Linked DNA regions of Homo sapiens: region 2 is linked to region 1. The links are chromatin loops, found by intact Hi-C in ENCODE. Cell type or tissue: PC-3. All regions are shown on one strand. Links, peaks and the distances in the headings refer to the core of each region. The heading gives the core; the rest is flanking DNA. Region 1 overlaps IGFN1 (immunoglobulin like and fibronectin type III domain containing 1). Region 2 has its middle 17 kb from the start of TMEM9.

Region 1 (10,240 bases), core at 1,034-9,033:
CCTCTGGATCTCCTGAAGCGAAGAAGAAAGAAACCCATATGGTGAGGGTCCAGGAGGTTCGCTGTCATTCTGTTGAGTGACTTAGCTTGGAGCCAGGAGGTGGAATGCCCTCCTCCCTTGTTTTTCTTCCCCAAGGACTTCACGTCCTCCTGGCCAAAACCTCGCCAGGCATCTTCTCACTCCCATTTTCCTGGGGCTCTGGGCACAGCCTCCATCCTTGGGATTGGCTTCCCGGGCCAGTGCAGGTGTCGGAAGTGAAGCTTCAAGGGTCCAGGACCATCCCAGGGTGAGGTGAGGCTAGGTGCTGGGTTCTGCAAGACACAGGATATTCCAGTTGGTTCAGAGGGGCAGCCACCCCACCCTGCATCTGTTCAGTGGTGAAGAAAACTCAGAATGGGGCTTAGACTACAGGCTCTGCCATCAGGGGGTGTGGGTTCAAATCTGGAGCCACCACGTGCTCTCTAAGCTTGGGCAAAGCCCTTTGCTGGCCCCTCGGGGAACCATAATCACCCCCAATGCCATCTTCGTTCCGGGACTACATGTGTACACAAGCTGGGGTGTTTCGAGAGTGGCTTCCTAAATGCCTAAGCACAGGTGCTACAGAGAGGAGAGATGCTCTGCTCCAGTGCAAAGGGGCCGTTTTTCCACAAAGGTCAATTGAGGCTTGCCTTTTATTGCTATTCAAAATATAAGGTGTTTTAAGTACTATCGAAGGAAAAACCTTTATTAACATATATATCTGTGCTACTGAAAAGGAGACTACCAATGAGAGAATCAGCATGGCTTTCTAGGCACTAAGTGTTCATATCTTGACATACTTAAGAAACAGCAATACGGATGCCTGTTCATCTCTCAGCCTGCAATGTGTAGCGTGGCCCCACTGGGAAGCTTAGGTGAGCAGTACACAGCCCTTCAATCAAGAGTTGCTCACCAAGTTCAAATACCTCATTTTAAAAGTGGGCAAATCTGCCGGGCACAGTGGCTCACACCTGTAATCCTAGCTCTTTGGGAGGCCGAGGCGGGTGGATCACCTGAGGTCAGGAGTTTGAGACCAGTCTGGCCAATATGATGAAACCCCCCTTCTATTAAAAATACAAAAAAATCCGCCAGGTGTGGTGGCGGATGCCTGTAATCCCAGCTATTCAGGAGGCTGAGGCAGGAGAATCTCTTGAATCCAGGAGGTGGAGGCTGCAGTGAGCCGAGATCATGCCATTGCACTCCAACCTGGGCAACAAGAGCGAAACTCCGTCTCAAAAAAAAAAAAACTAAAAATAAAAATAAATTTTTTAAAAAGTGGGCAAATAAAGACCACATGTGGGCCGGTGTTGGTAGGTTAAATAGCTGAAAGTTCATAGAGTCAGGCAGAGAGTCCTGGTCTCCTGACTCCCGGCTGAATCCCTCTAGGCACCCCCCGGAGCCTCCCTGACAGGCAGGTGGTTGCTCTCCTGGCTCTCCTTCCTGCCCCACTGCCAGGGCAGCCACCATTACCTATGACAATGAGGGTGGCAGTGCTGACTGCCTGGCCCAGCGTGTTCTCAGCCACAGCCTTGTACTCCCCGCTGTCCTTCGGGGATACGCTGGGGATGGTGAGGGAGCACACGCCCAGCAGGTCAGTGCTGTACACCGCGGGGTTTCCTTCCAGGCTGCGGTCATTCTTGAACCAGGTGACGTGGGGCCGGGGCGAGCCCTGCACGGCACAGCTCATGCAGCACTCGCAGCCCTGGGGCAGCAGGTGGGACCGCAGGCCCACCAGGAACCGGGGCTTCTGGCTCAGGTCGGGCTCCCGGTAGCACGGAGCCTTCACTGTGAACCTGTCTGTGGTGAAAGCCGGGGTGAGAGAAGAGGGTGAGAAAGCGAGGAAGGCCTGGCTGAGACCCGGGTCTGGGTAAAGAGTTCATGAAGCTACCATGTAGGCCTTATCTGGGATTTCCTGCCACATCTTGCCTGCAAATTTGGACCCCAAGGCTTGCCTCATTCTATCCTTTTCCTAAAATTCTTTATGGATTTTTTTTTGTAGCTAATACACATTCACTGTGGACAATTAGAATACACAGAGAATCAAAGGAGAAAGAATAAAAACCAAATCATAATCTCACTACCTATAGATGACTATAGCTGACATTCTGGTGTAGAGCTTTCCTGAAATTTTTGTATTTTATGAAAATGAAACCTTGATTTGATTTTATAGCCTGCTTTTCTGTGACTGATCTTAAGGTCCACATCTACTTTGCGGTAAAATATACACTTTGTTTTCAGAGAAACATTAACCTCTATTTGCCTTATTGTCTGTGGCTGCTTTTGAAAATCCTCCCAAAGGCACCTCAGACACCAAAACACCCACACCAATCTCATTCTTCCCACGGAGGTCGGGGTGCAGAGGATGCCAGAACAGGTGGGTGTGAGGCAGGAGCGGGAGGAGCAGCAGCTCGGGGCTGCTGGCTGTTATTTGGCATGCTCCAGGCCATCCCTGCCACAGTCCCTATCCTGCGCGCTTGCCATGCTTGGGTGCATCCCACTGCATTGCAGAGCGCAACCCCCACCCTGCCTGCTCCTCCCTCTCAGGGGCTGCTTACCGCGCTGCCGGGGGATGCACCAGGGCTGGCTGGTGTCCGAGGGTTTGCTGGCCCCCAGCTCATTCTTGGCCACCACCCTGAAGTGGTATTCGTGGCCGGGGAGGATGCCCAGGAGGGTGAAGCGGTTGGTGTGGATGCGGTCGGCTGCCTCGTGCCAGGGACCGTGCGCTGAGGAGCGTGTGAACACCGCGTAGTGCAGCGGGACATCCTGGGCCTCGTCAGGAGAGGGTTCCCACTCGGCCGTCACCGTCCCAGGCACGTTCTCCTGCAGGTGGATGGGCCCAGGGGCCTGCGGGCATGCTTCAGGAGAGACGGCAGAGGGAGGTCACGTGGAGGGGACCCAGCAGGGCTGCTACCAGCCCCCTCCAGGTCCCAGGACTTCTGAGGGTCCTGGGGAACGCAGTCTTGCCACACAAGTAGCTGGACCCAGAGTAAGCTTGGCCAGCGGTCCACAGTTATCTCTAGAGGGTAGAAAATCTCCCCAAAAGAGTAATTTTAATTCACTTCAGTGTGTTTGTTTGTTTGTTTTTTGAGACGGAGTCTGGCTCTGTCACCCAGGCTGGAGTGCAGTGGCACGATCTCGGCTCACTGCAAGCTCCAACTCCCGGGTTCACGCCATTCTCCTGCCTCAGCCTCCCAAGTAGCTGGGACTACAGGCGGCCACCACCACGCTCGGCTAATTTTTTGTATTTTTCGCAGAGATGGGGTTTCACTGAATTCACTTCAGTTTTTAAGTAAAATGACACAGGACAAGGCATGCATTTTTGGACAGAGGCAGGGCTCTCATGAAGCTGCATTACAGAGCCCCCACTGTTAGTCTATTTGATCATTTCTGGATATCCAGAAGCTCCTCCAGGGCAGGGGCTGTGTGGAGCCACAGCTGGGGAGGAAAGCCTTTATCCTGTGCAACGGCTGCAGACAATTTTGTCCCCTGGGTCTTTGGAGTGATGTAACAGTGGTAACCGCCTCTGCTCACTGACTCAACGGGAAGGATAACTGAGGTCGGAGAGGAGACATGACATGACTGTCTCTAGGCTCCTGAGGCAGAAGGACAATGGAAGTCCCCAGGGGATCTTCTGGGGTCCTTTCTACTTTCTATCATCAAGCATGGAGGAAAGGTGGAGAATGGTCACTTTGCATACCCAGCCCTGGTAGAGTGGCTGAGACCTATGATCAGACCAGTGGACACCTCTTTGCCTTGGTGAGTGGCCGAGCCAGCGTCCAGAGCCCAGAGCAAGGCCTGCCTCACCTGCCACCCTGATACGGAAGCTGTGGGCAACCTCCTTCCCCTGCAGGGTCCTCAGCACCACAGTGTAGAGACCACTGTCTGAGAGTCCAGCCACAGGGATCAGAAGCTGGGTGAGGCCATCCTTAGTGACAGTCACACTTCTTTTGGGCAAGGGCAAGCCATCCTTCAGCCAGGTCACCTCAGGCATGGGCATGGCCTGAGAAAGGAGAGGAAGGAAAAGTTGAGAAGGGGAAGCTGGCAGTTTCATGGAGGTGATGGCATTTAAGCTAGGCCAAAGGTAGAAGCGGTGAGAAGAGTCTTCTACAAGGAGAAAGTCGACCAGAAAACACAACGTCGACAAGAAAACACAGGTGGGAAAGAGGGGTGGTGATAAAGTGTGAGGTTGGCAGGCGGGTATGGTAGGGGGGCGGTAGAACAAGAAAGGAAGTTGGACGAAGAGGTTCGGCAAAAATGCAAAGTGCCCTCCACGTCACACCTCTACAGACATCTGGACATTATCCTCTCAGCCAGGAGCCGCTGTTGTCAGATTCTGAGCAGGAAAGCATAATGAGTTCTGGATTCACATGGCAGGGGGTGGGATGGGAATGAGAAGGGATGTGTGGGGAGGGGAGTGTTAACCACCCTGGCAGCCAAGACCATGTAGGAGATAATTTGGCAATAGTCTAGGAGGAAGATTGCGGTGTCCTGGCCTTGAACTGTGGTGACCCTGAGCAGGGTGGGAAGGCCAGCCCAGCTGCTTGGTGACCATGCCGTCAACTCCCTACGGGGCCCTCAGTACAGGGCACGGTGGGCACCAGAGTCAAACGAAGATGCTGATAGTCACTAACTGACCTCACAGGATTGTTCTGAGAATTTAAGGCGTTAATAATAAATACACGGAAAGCAGAGAGAACAAGGCCTAGGACATGGTAACTACTCAATGTGCATTAAATATTTTTGCCATCATTATCATTGTCATTATTGTGGTTAAGAACAAGTCATTTAGAGTAAGATAGACTGGTTTGAATTCCTACACAGATGATGATGATTTTAAACAATAATAATATTAAAACATATTGGGTGCTGTCATATGCCAGGCCCTACATATACACTTTCAATATATTAATTCCTTGAACCCTCAGACCTTTGAGGTAGGTTACTATTATTATCCCCTTTTGACAGATGAGGAAGGTGAAACACAGAGATGTTAAGATATTTGTTCTGGCTGGGCACAGTGGCTCACACTTGTAATCCCAGCACTTTGGGAGGCCGAGGTGGGCAGACTACGTGAGGTCAGGAGTTTGAGAGGCCAGCCTGGCCAACACGGCGAAACCCCATCTCTACTAAAAATACAAAAATTAGCCGGGCGTGATGGCATGCGCCTGTAATCCCAGCTACTTGGGAGGCTAAAGCAGGAGAATCGCTAGAACCCGGGAGGTGGAGGTTGCAGTAAGCCGAGATCGTGCCACTGCACTCCAGCCTGGGTGACAGAGTGAGACTCCATCTCAAAATAAATAAATAAATAAATAAATAAATAAATAAATAATATTTGTCCAAAGTCAAACGGCTGTGAGTGATGACATCAAAATTTGAACCCAGGCAGTTTGTACTTTTAGCCACCACCCTACTGTTGTAAAGTCAGGTGGTGTTGGTGTTGGTTAAGGATCACCCTGAGTCAAATATAGGTCATGTGCTTGCACAAAAATACATTGTGAAGTCAAAGGGGATCATCTGCACGACCGGCTCCCTGAATTCCCAGACTAGGAGAGGTGGAGAACCGAAGAGCCTTAGTTTGGAGGTGCAGTAGCTGAAGCTACCACTAGAGGGATTTGCAGGCCTGGAGCAGAATGGCCACCCAGCCGCCAAGTGAGGGCAGTACCTTCAAGGAGGACCTGAATCCTTCCTGCCTCATGTCTCTCACCTGATTTCCACAAGCCCAGTCAGTGATTTCCACAAGCACTGACTAGGGGCCAAAAAGGAACAGGGAAGAAAAGAGAGCCACAGGGCTGAGTCTGGCCCCCTTGGCCTCTCTGGGCTTCCCTCCCCACACCCCTGCAGGTACACTCACTTCAAAGGAGACGGGCACACGAACTGTGTCCCCGACCTTGACTGTCAGCAAGTCCTTGGTGCTGGAGTCCACGAGGAACTTGGGACAGACTGAAACGCACAAGAGGACTGGTTACCTCCCTCCTCCCTCACAGTTGGACCCCAGCCCCAGGTCCCCAGCAAGGTAGGGCTGGAGGGGAAGACTGGGCCAGTCGGATTGATGCTGAGATCCCAACATACTGGGGCCTCTAAAGGACTGGAGTACAGCTGGGAGCAGAATCTTCAGGGGAGACCCCAGGGGCTGATGGGGAGATGCTAGCGGGGGAGGGACAGGAGCTGAGAAAGGAACCCTGCAGGGAGAGGGGTGGACTAGGCTGGAACAGAGGAAGATGCAGACATGTGGCAGAGCGCTTATGTTTTGCAGATGAGATAAACACCAATCTAAGACAGGAAATGACTTGCCTGAGGTCACACCTTGTTCGGGAGAGAGCCAGGACAAGATTCTGGGACTTTGGACTCCGTGTGCTGTGTTTGTGACTCCCTACTGCCATAGTGATGACTAGGGTCAGCTGGGGTGGCCCAGTGTCAGCTTGGGTCAAAGGCAGATCAGGTGCTTGTGGTGGTTAAAGCCCAAAGGGAAAGACAATCCTCTTTTCAATAATAACGGGGAGCTGGGCATGTCCCATTCTGAACGTGAACCATGGGAGCTGAGCGGCCCTTAGGCCTTCGAAGGCCATGCCCGGGAAGCAGCCACTCTCTCTCCTACAGAACATCAACTTTGGAGTCTCCAGGTTTAAATCCTGGCTGTACCACATACCATTAGTGACAACTAGGGCAAAGTACCTTGAACCTCAGTTTCCTTCTCTGTAACTTCGGAATAAAAACATTAATATTGTAGTATAGTTATGAGTCGTAATGAGAAAACATTTCTAAGAAGGGACTGCCTAGCCCAGTACCTAGCACCTAGTAGGTGCTCAATAAATGTTACTTCCTGAAACTGAGGGTGGGGATCCTGGCTTAGTAAGTGCATTGCGGCTACTCAGGGGCCCCCTCTTAGGAGAGGCCTGCAGGGCTCAGGGGTCGGGGAAGGAGGCAGCACTCACCAGTAACAGGCATGGCTTGCACTAATGTGTCCAGGGCACTGGGCTGGCTCTGGCCTCCTTCATTAACTGCTGTCACCCGCACGAAGTAGCCCTCTCCAGGCCGAAGCCCCTTGGCCGTGTAGGTGGTGACTGGCACGGTGCCCACATGGCACGGGAGCCACTGGAGACTGTCTGAGCTGCACAGCTCCACCACATACCCCTGGGCTTCATCCCCTTCCTGGGTGTCTGGCCCAGCCCAGCTCAGAGTGATGCTGGTGTTCGATCTGTCTGTGACTTGGAGATTCCTCACCAGCCCAGGGGGTCCTGCCAGGCACCATGGGAGAGTCAGGAATGGCATCTCCTGAGGGAGGCCACTCAGTGTGGATATTGATTAGCCTTCCTTGTGGGAGACTGGGAATTGTTTTCACTTAGCAATTCTGCCTTTAGATTCTTCCTGAAGCACCTACCTTGTTCCAAATTCTTACTGTAACCAGCACTTTGTCTCCGTTATGCACACAGATCCCAGGCCACCTCCACCAGGAAGCCTCCCTCAACTCATTCCCCTCATTCATTCACCAACCTGCCAAATGCCTTCTCCTAACTATCCTTCTGTAATTCCTGAAAACTGATATTTTAGTTGATGACCTCTTGGGTTCCATTATCCCGTATGACTAGACTTCCATGTGTTTTTATTCTGGACTCTAAGCTCTTAGAGTCACGACTCTGCCTTCTGGGTACTCAGTGCAGGCTTCTTGTTCTCCACTTATTACATGAGAACAATAATAATAGCCCCACCTACCCACAGAGGTTTTAGAACAAGCAAAAAGCACAATGAGTGTGAAAGGGCTCTGGCCCTCAAGTCTGGCTGCACGTTGGAATCACCTGGTGAGCTTAAAAATACTGGCACCTAGATGCCACCCCAGAGATTCTGATTTAATTAGTCTGGGGTGCAGTCTAGGCATCAACATTTTTAAGAGTTTTCCAGGTGTTTCTACATATGCAATGAAGTTTGAAAACCACTGGGCTAGGGCAGTACTTCTCAAACTTTAATTAGTATAGAAGTTACCTGGGGATTTTTGTAAAAAATATAGACCCTGATTCAGTAGGTCTGGGGTGAGGCCTGAGATTCAGCATTTCTCATAAGTTCTAATAAGATGATGTTTCTGGGCCATGGGCCTTGCTTAGCAGCAAGAATCCAGAAAATGTAGTGATTGCTGTGGCTACTGTTAGACACTGCTTATCCTATCTATTGTCTCTACTTCCCACCACTGATAAAAGAGATTAACAGGCTGTGGGCCCATGGCTCATGCCTGTAATCCCAGCACTTTAGGAGGCCGAGGCAGGAGGATAGCTTGAAAGCAGGAGTTCAAGACCAGCCTGGGCAATATAGTGAGACCCTGTCTCTACAAAAAGATAAATTAGCAGGGTGTGGTGGCACATGCTCATAGTTCCAGCTGCTTAAGAGGCTGAGGCAGGAGGATTGCTTGAGGCCAGGAGTTCAAGGCTGCAGTGAGCCGAGATTGCATCACTGCATTCCAGCCTGGGTAAAAGAGTGGACCCTGTTAGAGAGAGAGAGAGAGAGAGAAAGAAAGGGATAGAAAGAAGAGAGGGAGGGAGGAAGGGGGAGAGAGAGAAAGAAAGAAGAGAGGGAGGGAGGAAGGGGGAGAGAGAAAGAAAGAAAGAAAAAGAGAAAGAAAGGAAAAAAAAGAACAGAAAGAGAAAGAAAGAAGACAGGGAGGGAGGAAGGGGGAGAGAGAGAGAGAAAGAAAGAATGACAGACAGACAGAAAAAAGAAAGAAAGAGAGAAGGAGAGAGAGAAAGAAGGAAGGAGAGAGAGAAAGAAAAGAAAAGAACAGAGAAGAAAAGAAAAGATAGGACAGGCTTGGTCCATTTGCAAGGAGTAAGTTGCATGGGCCGGCTTTCCTCCCCCATCCCTCCATTCCATGTCCTGCCCTTCCTAGGACTAAAACTCAGATACCACTTGAACAATGAAATGTACAGAATGTTTCGGTCTTGTTGGGTTCATTCAAACAGCCTGAACACCTGCAGTGGGCTGGGCCCTGTGGGGCACAGAGATGCTCTCCAGGTGTTGACCACCTGGCCCATCCGTCAAGTGCCAGAAATGTGCTGCTCCCTAGAGGACTTGGCGTAGGCAAACTGATTAGGGGATGAGAAATACAGAGCAGCATTTTCTAAGCTGTACGCCTTGGAGTGACGCTTTTAATAGGTATTTTGTGAAAAAGCTAGATTTGGATCAAGGTTAGACAGGTTTTTTTCCCCTGCAGGACTTGGAAACATCAAAAGCTCACATCATACACATCTTTAATCACAGACATTTTTTGCTGTTCCTGTTCTCAGAATGTCTGTTGGCATCTCTCAATACACTCCATGTTCCCAAGACCACAGGTCTCAGATAGAAAATGCTATCTCAGACTATAAGTTTCTCAAGGGCAGAGACCAGGATTGATTTACCTACTTCCTGGCACAATGCTGGCCATTTAGTAGGTGATGGGCAAATATTCATTGGATAGAGAATTGATGCTGAGCTTCCCCTGTTACCTGCCCTCCGCCCTGCCTGATGGGCAACACTAGGGTGAGTGGATGCTTATGAGACTGGGGCAGGTGGGCCAGCTTGGGGGCTGGCCTGCCTAGAGGCCAAAGAGTGAGTGAAGTGATCTTGAAAAGGACTCTGCTTTTTTTTTTCTTCTTTCTTTTCTTTTCTTTTTTTTTGTAACAGGGTCTCCCTCTGTCATGCAGGCTGGAGTGCAGTGGTGCAATCATAGTTCACTGCAGCCTCAAACTCCCGGGCTCAAGCAATCCTCCTGCCTCTGCCTCCCAAAGTGCCAGGATTACAAGTATGAACCATTACTTGGCAGGGAAGGAATCCTCTAATCCCACTGCCTGGCTTCTGGGCCTGTTTGAGCTCACGTAGGGCCCCTAAGATGTGGCTCACCCGAGAGGCCTTTTGATTTTTATATCCCAGCCCTCCTGACCATCTCCCTCAGGACTGCCCCGACCTGTGACCTTTGACCTCCCATCAAGTCCCACCCAGCTTCAGGGCTATCCCATGCTCACCTCCACCCCCATCCTGGGTTGGTGCCCTACTTACTCATGGGGTCCCGAGCAAAGACAGCATCCGATGGAGGTCCAGGCTCTCCGGGACCTGAGGGAGCCACAGCTGTGACCCGGAACTCATACTGACAGCCCTGCCGCACGTCCGCCACCGTCCACCTCCTCTCTGTGAACAGCCCGCCCATGTGAGTCCCACCCTGATGGTGCTGGACATGGGGAGATAGCTTGGGTGCCTCCAA
Region 2 (10,240 bases), core at 1,330-9,329, 53 kb after region 1:
GTGAAAATAGGTCAAGACAGGTTTTCCAAAGAGATAAGGAGAGATGGGCATGGAGGATGCCTGAACAGGCTGGAAACGCATCTCTCCTTCCTCCTCTCCCCAACTCCTTTCCACCCACAAGTTGGTCACTGACCAGCCTGCGGCGGCAGAGCTACCACCTCCAATGGCCCCAGTGAGGGCACTGAGGAACACAGCAGTGCGGCTAGAGCAAGGCAGTGTGCAGAAGGGAGGGTGGGCTGCTATTTGAATTCAAATTCTCACTGGCTCCTTTCACCTGATTTTCTTCAACTTGTGTTTCAGTTTCCCTGACTCTGCAACATACATCTGGGTGCCTCTCCTCCTTTCTGGGGAAATTGGGAAGGTTGGTATGATGACATCTGGAAGGTTCTTGCTGCTCCTTGGGAGACGGTTGCTGAGTCCAAGGGGTATTATCAGAACCCTTAGGCTGCAAGCCCAGCCCTTGTTCCCCAGCTGGGGGACCGTGTCGACCCCCAGGAGAGGAGGGTTGGGGGTGGTCTGCAATTAATCTGTGGTGATGTAAAAATCCTAATCCCAGCTACAGTTGGAATTTTCTGAGAACACAATGAGCTCAGGAACACCCCTTTCAAAAGAAAACCCCTCAAACTACTCCCAATGTAAACATTCACTCTACCAAGGGTTCCTTCACACACACACACACACACACACACACACACACACACACACAGTACCTTTGCACTTATTTTGTATGTATGTATGTATGTATTTTTAGAGACAAGGTCTCACTTTGTCACCCAGTCTGGAGTGCTGTGGCAGAGTCATCATCGCTCACTGCAACCTCGCACTCCTGGGCTCAAGCGATCCTCCTCCCTTGGCCTCCCAGAGCTCTGGGTATACCTTCATACTTATGAAGGGGAACTAAGTCACGGAGAAATAATATGGTGCTTAAGAATAAAGGGAGACACGAAGTTCCCCTTCCAGGAGGAGTCCAGGAAAATATTCCTTCCATCACTTTCCTCTCCAAATGAAATCCCACTGAAACAAGATGCCTGCCTCTGTTCAAACAATTATTGCAACATGCGGCACACATACTAATAGGAACAGAAGCTGAAAGGGAAAGGTTGGTTCTATAACCACAGGAAAGGACCTTTGCTCTCTCAAACTTCTTGGGAAGTTTACAGAGAATGTGATGGACACATTCATTTTCACAATAGTTAAAGGAAAGTTCTGCCCACTGATGTGAGTGAAATTCATTAATTTGTTTAATAAATATTTATTGAGCTACTTCTGCAGATCAGATATTGTGCAAGGTGCTGGGGTCCTTGTCCTCACAGAGTTTTCAGTCTAACTTACATTCTAGTGGAAGATACAGGTGAAACAAGTGATCACAGAGAAGCATAACAAAGGCTTTAGTGGGGGACTATCAATCAGAGCTCAGCGGGAGCACATACAGGAACACCAGCCAAAAACTGGGGGAGAAGAGCAATCTGAGGAGCCTTCCTGGAGGAGCTGACAGGATGAGAAGGACTTAGCTATGTGGAGAAGATGGAAGAAACAGCAGAGAATGCAGCATATGCAGAGGCTTAGAGGTGGAAGAAAGAGGGGGTGCCCCAGAGGAAATGAAATAAGTCCATCACATCTGAGATAATTCCTTGAGGCCCCTCCTCACCAAAGACCTCCCAGAGCTGTTGGGCACCCTGTCCTGAGCAAAAACCACCTCACCAGCCACACACAAGCTAATGAGATTCTGCTTTAGGATTTCTTCCTAAGTGTATCTGAAAGGCCTAGTAAGCTGCTGCTCCAGCTGCAGAAGATAAGGGCATTCGCCAGTGAGATTTGTGTGGGACTCCTTCCTTAGGGAGAAGGCTGTCTGGGCAGGTCAGGACTGAATACAGTGGTCAGAAGACCTGTGGGGGCCAGGCGCGGTGGCTCATGCCTGTAATCCCAGCACTTTGGGAGGCCGAGGCAGTCGGATCACCTGAAGTCACAGGTTTGAGACCAGCCTGGCCAACGTAGCAAAACCCCATTTCTACTAAAAATACAAAAATTAGCCAGGCGTGGTGGCACATGCCCGTAATCCAGCTACTTGGAAGGCTGAGGCAGGCGAATCGCTTGAACACAGGAGGTGGGGGTTGCAGTGAGCCAAGATCACACCACTGCACTCCACCCTGGGTAGCAGAGTGAGAGTCCACCTCAAAAAAAAAAAAAAAAAAAAAAAAAAAAAAAAAAAAAAAAAAGACCTATGGGTCTCCACCCTCTTGACACAGCATCCCACAGCTCCATTACAGAAGAGCAATCTTGACCCTTGGGTAGTGCTCCCCAACGCCCTCTGTCCACTGATGACCTCTGGTAGGATGGGTGAGGGAGGTACCCCATCCTTGTGCAGGTCCAGGGTGCACCTTAGGCAGCCAATGGCATTACACAGAAATTACCCACTGCTCTCCCCTGGGGTGCCCACCCAGGCCCCAACCTTAAACCACTTCTATCAGAGGCCAGCAAAACTATGGCCCACAAGCCTAACCTGGTCTACAGCCTAGTTTTGTAAATAACAATTTATTGGAAAAAGCCACACTCATTTATTTACATAGCACCTGTGGCTGCTTTTGTGTTCCAACAGCAGAACTGAGTCGTTGCCACAGAACTTGTATAACCTGCCTAAAATATTCACTGTCTAGGCCTTTACAGGAAAAGTTTGCAGACCCCTGAGCTAGATTATCTGAATACTTTAAATCCTTATATATGCCCCAACAAATCCCTGAAAGCCTGCCCCCAGAAATTCCATTTCACCAAATACCCCGGCCTTATAAGTTGTCAACACTGAGAAACATTGACAAGAAACATGAAGAACCCCCTTCTATGGAGATTTGTAAGAAGAGTTCTCAGTTGGGCATGGAGAAGGGGTCATCCAGCAGAGAAGCAGGAAGTGGACTTTTTCACCTCCTAGCCCTCTGTGTGAGCTGAGACCGGATGATGGAGGGATGATGTGGAAGGTTATGACAAAAGATTATGAAATCATGGCAGCTGTGAGAGAAGCATCAGGTGGAAACAAGAAGGGCTGGGTCACGGGGAGGCCAGGGCTTCTGGAGGAGCAGGAAGAGGGCTCCATGCTCAGCCCTTGTGACTCATGAAATAGAGAGGCCCTGTCAAGTGATGTCTTCTGATGGCTGCCTCATCAGCACCCCTAATCCTGCAGGGTTTGCACACTCCTCTTCTGTCCCACAATGACAGCTGAACTCAGTCAGGAGGCCCAGGCCGGCCTGTTGGACAGTACAGAAAGAGAAGCAAGTGAAGTCTGAGAGGGGGGAATTCTCCAGGGGGGGATTGGAGGATTGTAAATCTTCAAGGGCCTCCAGAGGTCATCTTGATCACCCCTTCTCCAGCAAGAGCTGCACACACCCAGCTGGAGGGAGGAAGGATATTTTGGGTGGACGGAGTCTGAGGCTGACAACTAGACTGTTAGTAAGTTCTTCCCAGGCCCATCCCTGCTGGGTGGCTCAGAGGATGGACTCTGGAGCCAGAGGGTCTGGGTTTGAATCCCAGCTCTGCCCCTTCCTTGCTCTATAACTTGGGTGAAATAATTTAACCTTTCTATTCCTCTGTTTCCATGCTTGTAAAGTGGGAATAAAATGATATCTTGATGTTTGGGGCAAGGACTTTCAAACTCCAGAGTATTCATTAAGCACCTAATGTGTGTCAGACACTGTGTTAGGCATTTAACACAGGTTGGGTCATTTGGAAGGACTCAGCCGGAGACCGTGAGACCATTTATATGTGCCAGTGTCTTCATGTTGGGAGCACTTATTCCACTGTCTTCTTCCTAGGACTGATTTTCGGGCCTCAAGGGTAACTGTAGGAGGTCCTTCCCTGGTTACTCCTGCTGCGCCTGCCCCTCCTAACCATGGCTGGACTGTCCCTGTCCCAGGCTAAGCCAGCTGCAGTTGGCTGTGATTAATGGCCTCTATTAACAGCAAGTTGTAAACTGATAAAGTACACAGTGCCCATGAAAATCTCACCTCTGCTAAATTCCACACCAGTGAGTACTTACTCCTTAACCCCCGAAACCTCCTGCCTTGCCTCGTTTGAGAGACATAGTGACAGAGAGTACACCTTTAACCAGAGGAATTCAAAATGCCTTGGAAGCAGGAAACAACTCCATGAATTCTTTGGGGGAAAAGCCCAAATCCTAAAACCTGGTTTCACATGGAGTGGAGCCTAGGCGAGATGAAATTAAAGTCCAGGTCAAGGAAGGTAGTTTCAATCAGCCTCAAAGAAATCCCAGAGCCAACTGGCCAACAGCTGCGTGCCCTTGGGTAAGTCACTTTCTCCTATCTGGGCCTCGGTTTCATTATTTGTTAAATGAGAGGTTTGGTTCAAAATGATTCCTAGTCTCCTACTCTACTCGGCAGACTTAAGAGCGGTTCTGAATACAGGAATCTTTACCAAAAAAAAAAAAAAAAAAAAAAAAAAAATCACACTCCAGGCCTTAGTTCCATTCCTTCTTTCCCTGAGAGAATCTTTGCAAAGCAGCAGCCCTCTTCCACCTGGTCATCCCCTGCCTCTCTACACTCATCCAGCCAAGTAATTAGCTTGGTTTCCTTCAAGTCAATTATCACCATTAAAAAAACAAACAAACAAACAAAAAACAATGAAATTGGCATTCCTTGGTGAGTAAACGTGCAGGCCAGACAGGGATGTGAGATCCACAATTCAAAGAAACCCTTGCACACTCCTGACGTGTTCTTTCCGAACACTCTTCGGAGTCTCAGTTTTATCCTCAAAAGGCAGAGAGGCGCAGGTTTTAGCTTAACCCACTGCGCAGGTGAGAAAACTGAGGTCCAGGGTGACGTCATGATCTAGGGCGAGCGGCAGGTGGGAGATTAGAACCCGAGAGGCTGCCGCGGCCTCTGCTCCCTCCCTGCTAGGCTCTGTCCCACAATGCACCCGAGAGCAGGAGCTGAAAGCCTCTAACACCCACAGATCCCTCTATGACTGCAATGTGAGGTACGTAATCTCTCTCGTGTGAAGTGTTTATGTGTAAAAACAGCGGATTAGTGTCTCCGTGCTGCTATGTCTTCTGGGATCAGAAGGACCCAGCCTCCTGCCCCTCCCTGGGACGCGGAGCGGTGACCTCCAGGCGCGGTAAATCGCCGCGGCGCCTGGGACCCAGCGGCCAGTGCACCCCCGCGGTGGGTCCCAGCGGGCTTTCCACGACCTTCGCCTCACGCTTTTAGCCCGCCGTCCGGCAGGGGGCCTGGGAAGTCCTCCCAGCCAGGATCCATTTCAAACTCTCCCACCTCCACCTGCCGCACCGCCCCCCGCAATCCTTCCAGGCTCGGCTCCCGGGTGGGGAAGGACGGAGCGAGCGGGCGGCTGGCTGGAGGCCCGAGTCTCGGGGATTGGTTACATTTCTCCCCGGGTTAATTACCACGGGGAGGGAATCTGAGCTGTGCCTGTCTCGGGCACAACAAGCCTTGTCGCCTGGTGAGAGAATCTCAATCTTACTCAGGTAACACCTGCTGGCCCGGCACAGAAATGTTCTCATTCTGCGGGACGCCACCTCCCACAGAGGACTGCAAACGCCCCAGGCGGCCTGGACCCGGAGTGGAGCCTCCCGGGGTGGAGACTGGACGGGGTGGTGACGGGATTGGACGGCTGGAGTGTGCGGTCACTAGGGGGTGGGGCTAGGGCGGGCCACGTTTGGACTGCGAGGCCCGGGCCTGAAAGGAATCCCTCTTTGGCCGGCGCCACCCTGTTCAACCCTGATGCAATACACTTGCCCTTTGCGTTTACCCGGGGCAAATATTTAACCTTTCCATTTTTTGCACTGACTTAATGAGTCTCGGTGTCTACCACAGGGCTTGACACATAGCAGACATCCGATATCTGTTTGTGAATGCTCAAGCCCGTCAGCGTGTCTGTCTCCTAGGGGAGTCGTGTTCTCAGACTTGTCAGCATTTCAGCACCCAGTTATGACATGTCATGTGGGCTACTACTGGTAAAAACTGAGCATCCAGATGAGTGCATTTTTCACTTTTAAAGGTAAATTGAAATAGATTGAAGATTATTTCCATTATAATGCTGCTCACTCTCTTGAGTCTGATGTGCTGTCATAAATGGAAGAGAAAAGGGTGGAGGTTGTAGGGTACATGTTATTTGGCTCTTGTTCTAGTAATAGCTTTTGATTTCATCTTGGGGGATGACATTGGGCTGATAATCAAGGTGTCCTGACCTTCCTGCCAAGGAGCAGGCTTGAGGCCAACTTAGGTCCAAGGGACTGATTCTGTCATCTGGACTTTGAATGCTGAATAGTGACCTGAGAATAAGGGAAAAATCCATCACAGCCAATGCACCCCCATGGCATGCCAGGGGAGGAAGCTCTGGTTTCTGCCTTCTTCAAGTCTTGTTCTTCAGTCGTTTCATAGATTATATGAATTTCCCACTTCTTTCCAACAAACTCTTTTTTTTTCCTTAAACGGTCAGTTTCTGTTGCTTAAGACCAAAGCACCTTAACTGCAGGAGTCACAGCTGAAGATTGGGAATATGTAACACCACCTAGCTTCTCTGGGAAGCAATTCAGTAGATTGTGTTCAGCACTAAAGAATCCTTAGTCTACCTATTATTTTAAAGATGAAGAACTAAGGTTCCAAGAAGTTCAGTGACCAAGTCAAGGTCACATAGCCAGATTCACAGGATCTCAGAGTTAAAAGGGAACTCAGAGTCATTCATCAAACTTTTCATCTGATATTTAATCTCCCTCTGAAATAGCTTCAGCAAGTGCTCATCCAAAAAAAAAATGTGTGAACACCCTCACTGATAGCAAGAAATTTCTCTGGGCAACTCATTTCTCTTCCACATGACATCCCCTCAGAGAGCCAAAGACTGCTATCACCACCAAGATTTTTCTTTCCCAGGACAATGTTCCATTTCCTACAGCTGTTCCTCATGTGGCAGGGTTTGAGGCCTTTACCATACACCATACTGGCCACTGTCCTCTAAATGCATTCTGGTCTGTGTTCCTTGGAGCATGTGTCCGTAACATGGAACAGAGCACCCAGCTGTAGGCTACTGGTGCAGAGTGGGTGGATCACCACTACCCTTATTCTAGAGAAAATGAGTTCTTAGGTCTTAAGTTCCTCTAATTCAGCCTGAGGTCAAATTAGCTTGTTTGTTCTTGTCAGTCACGTTACACTCGTACTATTCACTAAGCTATCCTCAGTTACTTTTACCTGTCCCTCTCATATTTGTGTAAGTGGGAAACTTAGATTCAGCCTTCATTTCAACCTTACAGTATCTTTTTGGATCCTGATATTCCCTGCTCCTGTACCCTCCTCCCCAACCCACCTCTATACCTACACACAGCTTTGCAGTTTCCGCAATTTTCTAAGCATGTGCTCTCTCCTCATCTAAGTTCTTTACACAAATGTGTGCATTCTAAAACCCTCCCTCTAATCGCTTTAGCCCAGGAGTTCAGACCAGCTCGGGCAACGTAGTGAGACCCCATCTCTAAAAAAAAAAAAAAAAAAGTAATATAATTAGCTGGGCATTATGGCACAAGCTTGGAGTCCCAGCTACTTGGGAGACTAAGGTGGGAGGATCACTTGAGCCCAAGAGGTCAAGGCTGCAGTGAGCCATGATAGCACCTCTGTACTCCAGCCTGGGTGACACAGTGAAACCTTGTCTAGAAAATAAGTAAATAAAAATAAAAATAATGCCCCCTGCCCCAGGATTGTTTACCAGGACACAAAAACCCTTTTATTTTATTTTAATTTTTTGAGACAGAATCTCACTTTGCTGCCCAGGCTAAAGTACAGTGGTGCAATATCAACTAACTGCAAACTCTGCCTCCTAGGTTCAAGCGAGTCTCCTGCCTCAGCCTCCTGAGTAGCTGGGATTACAGGCATGCGCCACCACACCCAGCTAATTTTTGCATTTTTAGTAGAAACGGGGTTTCACCATGTTGGCCAGGCTGATCTTGAACTCCTGACCTCAAGTGATCCACCTGTATCAGCCTCCCAAAGTGCTGAGATTACAGGCGTGAGCCACCATGCCTGGCCTAAAAACCTTTTAAAATTAGAAAATCCCTGTAAGAATCTGAAAAAGTTTAAGATCATCTTTATTTCCCTCCCCTAAAATACACCTGTGTATATTCATACAAGATTCATACAAGATTGTGTATGGGGATAACACTGAGAACCCTATTTCTCAGCAATTCTACTCCTAGGTATATACCCCAGAGAGATGAATGCACATGTCCACCAAAAGACATTTACAATAGTAGTAGCTTTGTTCACAATAGCCAAAGAAAACAATGCAAATGTCCAGCTGCAATAGAATGGATAAGTGAATCGTGGTATATTCATACAATGGAATATTATTTAGCAATGCAAATGAATGAACTGCTACATAGAACAATATGGATAATTTTCACAAACATAATGATGACCCAGAAAAGCAAGGCACAGATGAAGAGTAGTTACTGTATGATTTAATTACAGGAAGTTCAAAACAGGCAAAAACCAATCTATGTTGAAAAAACTCAGAATACTAGTTACCTTCACAGTGAAGGTAGTAACTAGGGCACGAAGAGCTTTCTGGGGGAACTGGGAATGATTTATATCTATATTTACACAAGTTTATGCAAAGGTAATCCCATCCTTGCAAAAATTATATCAGTAAGAAACTTATGGCAGTAGGGGAGATCTGATCTAGCTAAACTTCATCTTGCCTTTGGCCTTCAAGCTGCCCTTAATTTTTCCTAGGCTTAGGCCAAACTAACTTTGGGAGACATTTAGTTTATAGTTTAAAGGATAATAGCCTATCCCCCAAACTCAACCACCTTTGCAAAGCTAATGAGAGACCACCAGGCTAGCAGGATAGAGAAGCCTGAATTCAGCTAAGGTGTAGACATAAATGGTCGCCAGTCATTATTCTGGAAGTCACAAGATATGCAACTTCCCCAGTGACTCCTGCAGATAACGTCACTGTTGTAGAACCCAAGAACAGCTTTTTCAGGTTTTTTCCATGTCTAACACCATGCTCCACCTGGACTCGCCAGCCGCCCCTGTGGCCCCATGGAGAAGCAACTCAACCCAAGAGGACAGCTTTGACTCCCTATAATTTTATCTCCGACCCAACCAATCAGCATTCCCCATGCCCTAGCCCCCTGCCCACCAAACTACCTTTGAAAAACTCCTAACCTCTGAGCCTTCAGAGAGACTGATTTGAGTAATAACTCTGTCGCCCGCGTGGCGTGGCTGGCCCCGCATCAATTAAACTCTTTGTGTACTGCAGTGCCACGGTCTTCAGGAATTTTGTTTGTACAGCTGGAAGGAAAAACCCATCAGGCGGTTATAGTAACAATTCATTGAACCCTTCAATTAAGATTTGTATACTTTATCCTATACAAATTGTAACTCAATATGAAGGTTTAAAAAATAAAAAAATACATCTCTATCAAAATAAAATCTCTCCCAAATACACTTAGAATCAACTTGCATACACATAGCACACTTTGTAAAATAGTGATCTTGTTTAGTGCTCTCACTTTACAGTTAGGGAAACAAATTCAGGAGGAAAGAGCTGCCCTGCTCAGAATCACACAGAGATTTAACAGCAGAGCTGCGGCAGAACCAGGGTTCCTGGCTCCTAGACCTGAGTTTTCCAATGTAAAAATTCATGCAGCTGTACACTGGGGCTTATATACTTTATGGTAGATCTGTTATACCTCCATTTTAAAAAATTAAAAAACAAAATATATGACGGGACTAGGGTTTATTTTCTCCCTTTTGACCACTGGTAGAAGAGTCTTTAATAAAACTATAAAAAGTCAGGTGGGCATGGTGGCTCACACCTATAATCCCAGCACTTTGGGAGACTAACGCAGGCGGGTCACTTGAGGCCAGGAGTTCAAGACCAGCCTGGGCAACATGACAAAACCCCGTCTCTACTAAAAACACAAAAATTAGCCGGGCATGGTGGCAGGTGCCTGCAGTTTCAGCTACTCGGGAGGCTGAGGCACAAGAATTGCTTGAACCCAGGAGGCAGAGGGTGCAGTGAGCTGAGATCATGCCACTGCATTTCTAGCCTGGGTGACAGAGTGAGACTCTGTATCAAAAAAAAAAAAAGAATCATAGTCTTTTTTTTTCCAAGTCCAATACTAGATGGACTTGGAAAAAGATTGTGAAGCTCATACACAGTATCGTGGGTAGTGACCAACTAACTGGGGCCAGTGGTGTGGGTGGTAAAAGGAATATACCAAGAC

The links. Hi-C counts contacts between places; a loop is a spot of excess contacts. Peaks named below come from ENCODE experiments on the same cell type or tissue, not always from the same donor. Only the 100,000 strongest peaks of a DNase experiment are listed, where the experiment ranks them.
Region 2: it touches region 1 in a loop (7-fold over the local background); 7 of 110 quality-filtered maps call a loop at or near these places.

What each region holds. Positions count from the first base shown.
Region 1 is chr1:201,218,457-201,228,696 of GRCh38, reverse strand. IGFN1 (immunoglobulin like and fibronectin type III domain containing 1) reads right to left here. Exons shown (of 24, transcript NM_001164586.2): 18 at 10,039-10,167; 19 at 6,951-7,253; 20 at 5,870-5,958; 21 at 3,823-4,018; 22 at 2,574-2,873; 23 at 1,489-1,815; 24 at 1-311. The coding sequence ends at 298. Among named protein-coding and RNA genes, the nearest start is that of IGFN1, 33 kb to the right of the region's middle. RefSeq lists an enhancer at 2,149-3,141 and a silencer at 5,613-5,722. In PC-3, for the core only: a CTCF peak has its summit at 5,634 (motif pointing right); a DNase peak (open chromatin) is centred at 5,636.
Region 2 is chr1:201,166,230-201,176,469 of GRCh38, reverse strand. It overlaps a transcript of TMEM9 not described here. Among named protein-coding and RNA genes, the nearest start is that of TMEM9, 17 kb to the right of the region's middle. RefSeq lists an enhancer at 5,063-5,222. In PC-3, for the core only: CTCF peaks have their summits at 5,017 and 5,231; DNase peaks (open chromatin) are centred at 2,609, 3,009 and 5,589; H3K4me3 peaks cover 1,675 bases; H3K27ac peaks cover 611 bases.